Linked DNA regions of Homo sapiens: region 2 is linked to region 1. Evidence: chromatin contacts called from ENCODE Hi-C or POLR2A ChIA-PET data. All regions are on one chromosome and are shown on one strand. The core of a region is the stretch at or near the end of the contact, and the rest is flanking DNA. Distances in the headings are between cores, read along the strand shown.

Region 1 (4,592 bases), core at 458-2,957:
CATTTAATATAACATGTGTCTGTTGTAACTGTGTTTCTTAAATGTTATTTTAAGGTTATATGTTCTTTAATTATGGTCAAATATAATTTGGTCACCAAAAACGAAATAATAGTTTAAAACAAGTAGCTGTTACTAAGGGTGCTAAAAATACTCATTTTATAATTAATTTTTAAAGTTTTCTTAGTATATTATAAATTGTGCCCTGGTCAAGTACAAATGTACACATCAAAATGCCCATATTGTATCTGTCTTTAGTCACTTGATGTGAATTATATGTGAATTTTTTTTGGTTCAAAGTTTTACTAACCAGAATTAAACACTCCGCATGAGAAAAACGGCACAACACAATCTTGAGGTCCCTTCTGAATCATCAGATTATATTATGCTTCATATGTTAAAGAAAAAAGAAACCTGCCTACTTTATTAAACTTACAAGTTTAATAGAGTCTTGGAGATTGATGTCTTGGGGCATGATTGGGAAAGTCTCCAAGGCATAGGTCCATCCATGTATTTCTTCATTTATTGACATCTTGTGCCCAGCACTTACTGAGCCACAGCAATGTGTAGTAAACATAATGCGTCCTCAGTCAGTGTTTGTTGAAGGGGTAAACAAACCCCATTCTGGGTTGTGTTCTTTTTTTTTTTTTTTTTTTTTTAAATATGAGACGGAGTCTTGCTCTGTCACCAGGCTGGAATACAGTGGCGCAATCTCGGCTCACTGCAGCCTCCGCCTCCTGAGTTCAAGCGATTCCCCTGCCTCAGCCTCCCAAGTAGCTGGGACTGCAGAAGTATGCCACCACGCCCGGCTAATTTTGTATTTTTAGTAGAGACGGAGTTTCACCATGTTGGCCAGGATGGTCTTGATCTCCTGACCTGGTGATCCACCTGCCTTGGCCTCCCAAAGTGCTAGGATGACAGGCGTGAACCACCACACCTGGCCAGGGGACATGTTCTTAAAGTTTATGAAGCATCAGCTTTGTCTAAGCTTTAGTCAAGAGTCAGAACTAATACAGATGGTCCCAACTTAGCATGGTTTGGCTTAAGATTTTTCAACTTCATGACGGTGTAAAAGTGATAGAAATTCAGTAGAAATTGTACTTCAAGTACCTGTACGACCATTCTGTTTTTCATTTTTCAGCACAGCATTCAGTAAATACACAAGATACTTAACATTTTATTATCAAATAGGCTTTGCATGAGATGATTTTACCCAACTGTAGGCTCATGTAAGTGTTCTGTGGACGGTTAAGGTAGGCTCGGCTACGATATGGTGTTAGGTGTATTAAATGCACGACAATACTTTCAATATATGGTGGTTTTTCGGGATGTAACCCATTCTAGGTTGAGGAGCATGGAGCATTTGTAGTCAGAGGGAAGAAAAGACATTTGGAGGATTTTGACTGGCGATTTTTATCATTTTGAGACCAGTTTTGGACTAAGAAGACAGTCAAATCAATGTTCTCTTTTGGCCTGAAGTTTTGGAATTCAGTGATGTCGTTGTCCCCTGCATTCCCCTCCTTTGTGGAATTTCAAAACCCCCTTCACATAATGAGAGAAATTAACCCTGAAGAAAGAAAGGACTGGAATTTCTACTAGCTTGTTGATAATGCATTATTGTTATGCTGTCATGGGAAACCTGTCTTCCTAGGTTCTAAATTGGTGGATGACTGTCTGGTGACGGAGTCCAAGCGTCATTGCACAATGAAGATGAAAAACGCATGTTGGATGGCTACTCCAGTGAAGTTGAAAAATGCTTGCCTGATAAAATGCTTGCCTGATGGCTACTCCAGTTGGGCACATGCATACTGCCTTCTGCTTTTGCTCAGGAGGAAGATAAGTGAAACTAAAGGATTTTGGTTGAGTAATTTAGAGAGAGAGTAAAAAGATTTTGGTGTTTGTCATGGGAGTTCACAGGCTCTTCTAATGGAACAGAGAACTGCTTTAGGGGCCAGTTTCAGGTTTTTGCCTTTCTGGAAGGAAGGGGCAGTCCCTTTTCCCTTTGACCACTTACCTCTATTGTCAGTTTGTGTAATTATGTCAGAACTCAGCCACAGCCTCTGTTTTTTTTTTTTTTTTTTTTATAGCTCTATCAAGTGATTTTCAGCTTTATAGGGAAAGATAGCTCTGAAATTTTCTTTCTTCTTTCTTCTCTTCTCTTCTCTTCTCTTTTCTTTCTTTTTTTGAGACAGAGTCTTACTCTATTATTCAGGCTGGAGTATAGTGGCACCATCTCAGCTCACTGCAGCCTCCATCTCCCAGGTTCAAGCAATTCTCCTGCCTCAGCCTCCCAGGTAGCTGGGATTACAGGCACCCGCCACCAGGCCTGGCTAATTTTTTTTTTTTTTTTTTCTTTTAGTGGAGACTGGGTTTCATCATGTTGGCCAGGCTTGTCTCCAACTCCTGGCCTCAAGTGATCCACCCGCCTTGGCCTCCCAAAGTGTTGGGATTACAGGTGTGAACCACCATGCCTGGCCTTGAAATTTCTTTTTCTCTACTTTTTCCTTTTTACCCACTGTTTAGTTTGCTAGGGCTGCTGTGACAGAGTACCACAGACTGGGTAGCTTAAACAGCAGAAGTTTATTTTTTCACAATTCTGGTGGCTAGATGTTTAAGATCAAGGTGTCAGCAGGGGGTTGGTTTTGTCTGGAGCTTCTCTCCTTGCCTCGTCGATGCCATCTCCTCCTTGTATCTTTACGTGGTTTTCTCTCTGTCCTTGTTTGTCATAATCTCTTCTCATAAAGATCCCAGTCCTACCAGATTAGGGCCCACCTTAATGACCTCATATAACCCTCTTGCCTTTCTAAAAGGTCCTATTTCCAAATAAGGTCACATTCTGAGATACTGGGGATTGGGACTTTAACATGAGTGATTTGAGGGGAGACTAACATGAATTTTTGGGGGGTGAGGTTCAGCTCATAACACCCACTTCACTTTTTCGTAGTACATTGGCAGTTCTGTTTCAAGAGCTCAGTTAATAATTATTTGATGTGTCATGGATTAGAACATGAAACAGGAATTTTGTTTTATTCATAAAACTGTATCCCTAGCACCTAGAGCATAGCGTAAGCCCTCAATAAATATAGGTTGGATATTATTGGATGAATACATGTCATATCTGGAAGAAGGATAAAGGAATGCCCTGAAGACATGTTAGTTTCAAAATGTTCTAAAGGCCCAGAAGGGCAGTGAGGATTTTCACTGGCTTCAGGGCTCTGTGCAATAATATAGAAATAGAGAATCTCACACTGAAGCCAGTCAACAGGACCAACTTCTTTTAGCCAGTCCTGTCTTTCCAGCAGCATCATGCAATCTAGGACATAAGAGAGCCCGTGTCAAACCATTTTTATATACCGTGACACTCTTATTTTTAACACAGTGGTTGGATTATTTATAAGCAATCTTGGATTCATTCAATAACCACAGGTAGATAGTGCTCTCACCTCATTAAAGCATTATTGCAGGCCGGGCATGGTGGCTCACACCTGTAATCCTAGCGCTTTGGGAGGCTGAGGCAGGTGGATCGCCTGAGGTCAGGAGTTCGAGACCAGCCTGGCCAACATGGTGAAACCCCGTCTCTACTAAAAATAGAAAAATTAGCTGAGCATAGTGGCAGGCACCTGTAATCCTAGCTACTCGGGAGGCTGAGGCAGGAGAATCGCTTGAACCAGGGAGGTGGAGGTTGCAGTGAGCCCAGATCACGCCATTGCACTCCAGCCTGGGTGATAAAAGCGAGACCTTGTCTCAAAAAAAAAAAGTATTATTGCAGAGAAGGAGGTACTCTTAGAACTCTGGACTCTGTTAGCAAAAGCGTTGGGGATTGATAGTGATTTAATTTTATTCATGATGCTGAGAGAGTCTCACCGGAATGCAGCGAGGATTTTGCCCCTCATGTCATCAAGCTGGTAGTACTTTGTTTTATGCCCGGTTTCTTGTCTGATGCAACCTTTTATGCACCATAGTGAAAAGTTGTGCTTAACATGTTTATGATCCCATATTTGGAAATCTTGCCTTATTTGGATTTTGCAGGTTTGATAGTTTGATAATTCAGAGAGGTTGGACTCAAATTTTTATCTATAAACAAGGGATTTACTAACAATAGTTTGGAATGATATGACTAAGAAAGATGTTCATTACTTACAGATCTCTTTAGAAGCATCATTTACATACAATAATTACCTGACTCAGAAGAAAGTCCCCTAGGGAAGTCATCTGACAGTCCTGGTCACTGTCTGTGCTTTAAAGCTGGCTGTTACTGAAGCCTTTAATGCATACTGTTTTTCTTCCCAGGTAATCTGCAATAGTAATTATGGTTTAGTTGAGTGGCCTCCCCCAGTTGAGAAACACAATCATACCATGCAGTAAAAAATATTTAAAGCACACTTATAGTTCTAGAACTTTGCATGGATAACTCTAATTAGTCTGGGAGCGCTTCCCTGGAGCCGAATGTGTTTAAGAATTCAATCTTTTAAGTGCCGGTGATGTCAGTTTGGAGACAGCAGTATGTGGCTCCATTCCACCGTGAATCCTTTGCTAGCTGCAGTGTACTTTAGCTAATAGAATCAAGTGCTTGTCTTCAAGTTTTTTAAGAGCAT
Region 2 (5,109 bases), core at 2,276-4,775, 120 kb after region 1:
AACCCTAGGCCAGCAAACTTCGAGAAGTGTCTGTGGCAGCTTGAATGCTGCTATTTAAGAGTTGATAAAGAGGCAGCTTGGAGAAAACCTCAAGCTTATTTGGTTGAGTGGGGTGGCTGTGTGAGAATTAAGTAATGAGTAGACCTGAAGCATCTGGTGGGATCTCCAGCAGTTAGTAAATGGCAGCTGTTTTTATTCTCATCCCTTGTGGGCAGTACTGTCCAGTTCCAGTGATGGGCATTAGTGGCATTTGGGATTTGAGGATAACCTTCATAGGTTGGAATGAGTACCGTAGCAAAACAGAATTCTGCTCTTAGCCAGAAAGCATTCCAGTTAGCAAACTACCTGACAGTGTAATGTGCCCAGAGGACCCAGGAGGGCCATCCCAGGGAGAACAGCATCGCCATTTCTGCTGACCACATGCTGTCTCCTGAGCCCCGGTATCTGAGGCCCTCATCGAAGGCATAGGCATATTAACAGTTATGCTGCCAGACTTTTATCAGCAGTCTGTACTTCTCCTTTTATCTTCGGAACTGTGATGAAAAGAACAGTCCACTCCCTTCTGATCTCAACACTTACCAAAGCTCATCTGTTCACAGGCAAATGTACTAAAACATTTTTTATTGGAGACTGAGTTTCATGTGTAGACATCATTGTATTTCTGTGTGGTGTCCTCAGATTTTCACTCTTGTTTTTTCCCCAGCTGCCTTTTTTAAAAACTCCTTTGCACTCTTAAACGTCAGGCTGAGTGTATGTGTGTAAATAAACGCTTTGGGTGGAGGATATTGTTCTGCTGTGACAAGCCATCAAGCAGCACAGCAAGAAACAATACTTTTCTAATTTGTGAGTTATTCTTACGTTTCCCTTTTGCAAGGCTAGTTATTTCATTAAATTCATTTAATTTAAGCTTTGAAATCTTTTTTTTTTTTTTGAGATGGAGTCTTGCTCTGTCCTCCAGGCTGGATTGCAGTGGCGTGATCTCGGCTCACTGCAAGCTCCGCCTCTCAGGTTCACGCCATTCTCCTGCCTCAGCCTCCTGAGTAGCTGGGACTACAGGCGCCCGCCACCACATCCAGCTAATTTTTTTTTATTTTTAGTAGAGATGGGGTTTCACTGTGTTAGCCAGGATAGTCTCGATCACCTGATTTGTGATCTGCCCGCCTTGGCCTCCCAAAGTTCTGGGATTACAGGCGTAAGCACCGCGCCCGGCCTAAGGTTTCAATCTTAATAAGAATGGCTAACTTTTAGATGAGAGTTTTACATCAGAAAACCTCATCGTACCCAGAGAGATGCTTCTTTAATTCAGATTTGAAGGGATGAGTTTCCTTGTTCTGGATTAAACAGCTCACTCAGACACACCAAATGAATGCAGTGTGCAGTCCTAGGTGGCACCAATCACAGAAGAGTGAAAAGCATAAAACAGTTTTAGAAAAGGTCACCACACTTAGAAATAGAAATCCACCCTTGCTCACGCAACCCGAGGGATTTGAAAATAATTTCGAAAATCAATTTAAACATGTAGGCCACCCGTCTTTTGGAGAGATGCAGTTGGTGCCTCTCCTGCAGAAGGGGTGTTAGGAGGCTGTTGTGTTTGTTGCCAGGGAGGTGATGTTTTCCCCATTGGGAACCCTAGGCCAGCAAACTTCGGGAAGTGTCTGTGGCAGCTTGAATGCTGCTATTTCAGAGCTGATGAAGAGGCAGCTTGGAGAAAACCTCAAAAATAAATACTCTGATTCATCATTGTTGTTCAGGCTTTCCAGCCGTCAGAGCCAGCCCAGGGTTCTGAGACAAAGGGTAACATTCAGCACAGAGCCCAGCGGAGAGTCTGGAGCCCTGACTGTCTCTAAAAGAGGGGGCGGAGAGGGAGGCAGCTGCCTGCAAACCCTGGAGTGGGGCTTGACGCTGGGGGGACGGCGTGTGCTGGTTTTGCTGCTTTGGGGGTGAGGAGAGGATGAATAATCCAAAGAGGGACGTCTCCCGAGAGCAGGGACCATCTCATAAATAGCCCAGAGCAGTCAGTTGGGTGGCGGGCTGCCGTGCGGGGGCTGCAGTTAGAAGCAGCACTCGGAGTGGAGTGGGGCCTCCCAGCGGGGCCCTGCTGCACTTTGTGAGTGCTCTGTGGTCGAAGGCCAGCTGGGCCTGAAGGCAAAACATCTGGATTTTGCAGAGGGTTCCTAGGCTGAGACGGAATTCAGGCTGTAGGCTCTGTGAGACCTTGTGTGAAACCCCCGGTTCTGTCTCTGTCACTTGTTTGAGTCTCCCATTTCTCTGTCTATCAAAAGATTGAATATGGTGGCTTACAACAGAGGCAGTCGAGGGTAATTATTAGTATCATGGTTTGACCTCGAGATCTGGCACTTCCTGGACCTATTCCGTTGTATATTTCTCTGTGCACTCCCTGAGCCTCCCTTTTCTCAGCTGAGAAAATGGTCACACCTATGGTATCCCACACTGTGGAAAATGACCAAATAAGACAAGGTATGTGCAAGTATTTGGTAGAACCCTACAGAGGTAGGAAGTGGCTGTTACTAGCTGTTTCCACTGGTATTCTCTGGCCATCTCAGAGCTGTTTAGGGACCATTCCAGCTACAGGGGAGGGCAAGATTTAGAGTAGACTCTCAAATGAGTCTATCTGATTCTTTGGAAGCACGAGCTCTAGTAAGATAGTTTGAACAAAGATGTGACCATGAGGGGTTTTGTTTTATTTTTTAACTAGATTTTGATATGTTGTGTGCCGCTTCTCCACTGCACAGATTGACCAAGAGTTAGCTGCAGATTGTGGCTCAGTAAGAAGGTCTTGTGGTACGTGCTCCTGCGGCCCCCACCTCAAACTCTTGCCTCTGGTGTTCTTGAAAGAAATGAGGGGACCTTTGCCCGAGCCAAGGGAAAATGCAAGATTTTGGAGGCTTAGCCCCTTTATTGTTTTTTTCCTCTGTTGCTTATATTGATTTCTGCGGCAAAGAGCAGTTGACTGGGATTGAAAGCTACTCTGCTGGTCTTGGATGTGGAAGAAAAAATAATTCCCACTTTCCAAATAGAGGCTCATCCAGAGGCAGCAGATGCCAGAGGCAGCAGATGCTAGCTGCAGTTCTGCAGGCAGGAATTGCACGTGCAAAGCAGAGCTGACGTCCAGTCCACGCCTCATGGCACTTTGGAAGTGCATCTGACACCGTTTGCCTGCCATACACAAGCCACAAAGACTTTTTGAGGCGACAGGTTATGCCAAAAATTAAGTAAAAATGACACAGCTTCAGATGACATTTACATATCTATTTTTGAGGTTTCAGAACATGTGCCCTATAAAAATGTACAACTGCATTGTTTAAAACTCTTCTGAGTCTCTGAGGATTTTCTATCAGTGCATGCCTCTCAGTTATCACTTAAATGTCAAGGCCCTAAGCTTGTATGAGCCCCTAAAATGTTTTTGAGCCCCACAGTAAATTTTTGGCTGACCACATTTGTTCTATGTAAGGCTGATAACAAGCCACCACGTGGAATCTCACAGTGGGACTTTAGTATCAGGCAATTGCAGAGTCCTGAAGCTCGTGTTGCGGTTATTATGGTTCTATATAAAGCCCCAGGGGAGAAAGTCATTTCATGCTTTTAAAATTACTAGTTAATGTTTAAGGAGTTTATACGGAGTGGACTGAGCCAAGCATTTTCCCCTTAACTTTAAAATTATTACAGAGAGGCCTTAAGAAACTGTTCTGTATTAGATGGTGATTAAAATATGACCTTTTTCTTTCTTTATGCTTAGGATTTTCACGATGTGGTTTGCAATTAATTTGTATGTGCACAGTCTTTGTGCTAGTTTCTGTGGACATACAGTGGTGCTACTTGGCCTTAAGAGCTTCCTGTGTGTGGTTGGGAGATAGGCAGTTAGTAAGCCATGTGTGCTGTGAGAAAACCCAGAGCATAGAAGTCGCACATGAGAGTACCAGGTGCTGAGTACCATGGGGGTGAGAGCAAGGAGGGATTATTTCTGCCCCAAGAAGGCTTCTTGGGAAATAGAGCAGTTATGAAGGACCTGGAAAGATGTTCCAATAAGACTTGGGTGAGGAGACACAATAGTCCCAAGTAGGGAGGGCAGAGCACCCTGAGTAGAGGTGTGGTGTCAGGAAGTGTGAGAATTCTTCAGAGACTGATAGTCGGAAGGGATTCCTCTGCAAAGGCCTGTGGAAGGATATGAAGGTTGGAAAGACAAGTGGGAGCCATTGGGGAGTCTCAACAAATGTGTATTGTATTGTGTGTGTTTCACTTGGAAAATTATCTTGCTATTAATGAGAAAGTACAGATTAATGCTTTTTTTGTTTTACTGGATTCAAATTATATTTGACAAGTCATTTCATTCTAGTGTATGCATGTGATTTTCTTGGAACGAGGGTAACATTTTAAAGATAGGATTTGATGAGTCAATGAGGTATTTTTCAAGTAGATTACTTAGAAAATGTTATAGTCATAAAATATCTTGGAGTTACAGTTAAGAGTCAATTATTGTTTCATCTATAGGCATCCAATTAAAGTTGAATTATGCTGTTATTTTCACTCAATTTCCAAAGCTATGCACTTCCGTAATTTCTATCCTTGTTTATAGTCAGTATAATGTTTAATGCAATGTGCCTGATTTAGCACTTTGTGTTATAAATTTTGCCTGATAAATAATCAACTTATTTTCTTCCGTATGACGACAGTTTTCTTCACAGTGAATGGAGCTTAGTGTATTTATATAAAATGTAAGTCTGGGAGAGTTTCCATTATAGTTCAAGTATATTTAATGTTCAAAAGAATGCAGTATTTGTGGTTTCCTGGCATTCTTTGAATACCATGTGGCTCTTCTCTCTTCCTTCTCACCAAAACCCTAGTCATTTTATTATTTATATAATGAGATACTGTAAGATACTAAAACATAAGTTATTGTGAGGTCTGGCTTTTGATGCTATGAAGTACCCTTTGTTATTTGAGACTAATGAAATGAAATCAGTGAGTTCCAGCTTGTCTACTAGTATGTTGCTTGAAACAATTACATTCTTTTGAACATTAAATTTATATATTTGAACTATAAGGAAACTCTCCCAGACTTGTATTTTATATACTCTAAGCTCCATTGAC

The links. A loop is a pair of places that touch in the nucleus more often than their neighbours do. ChIA-PET counts read pairs that join two places held with the same protein, here RNA polymerase II (POLR2A). Pooled maps may share reads with other maps.
Region 2: a pooled map shows a loop between it and region 1 (2.6-fold over the local background). The contact joins two enhancer-like sites. A Hi-C loop is called at or near these places in 1 of 168 maps with a recorded cell type or tissue (prostate gland), 2 of 37 single-sample maps with no recorded cell type and 3 of 50 pooled maps. POLR2A ChIA-PET finds 5 or more read pairs at or near these places in 4 of 52 experiments (AG04450, H1, PC-9 and 1 more).

What each region holds. Positions count from the first base shown.
Region 1 is chr17:66,419,369-66,423,960 of GRCh38, forward strand. The region is part of intron 2 of PRKCA (protein kinase C alpha); the gene reads left to right. Among named protein-coding and RNA genes, the nearest start is that of PRKCA-AS1, 4.8 kb to the left of the region's middle. Within about 2 kb of position 1,708, at least 2 of the 41 ENCODE cell types and tissues checked have a DNase peak (open chromatin) inside an H3K27ac peak, as active enhancers do.
Region 2 is chr17:66,538,491-66,543,599 of GRCh38, forward strand. All of the region lies in intron 3 of PRKCA (protein kinase C alpha), which reads left to right. Among named protein-coding and RNA genes, the nearest start is that of PRKCA-AS1, 120 kb to the left of the region's middle. RefSeq lists a silencer at 3,941-3,990. Within about 2 kb of position 3,526, at least 9 of the 41 ENCODE cell types and tissues checked have a DNase peak (open chromatin) inside an H3K27ac peak, as active enhancers do.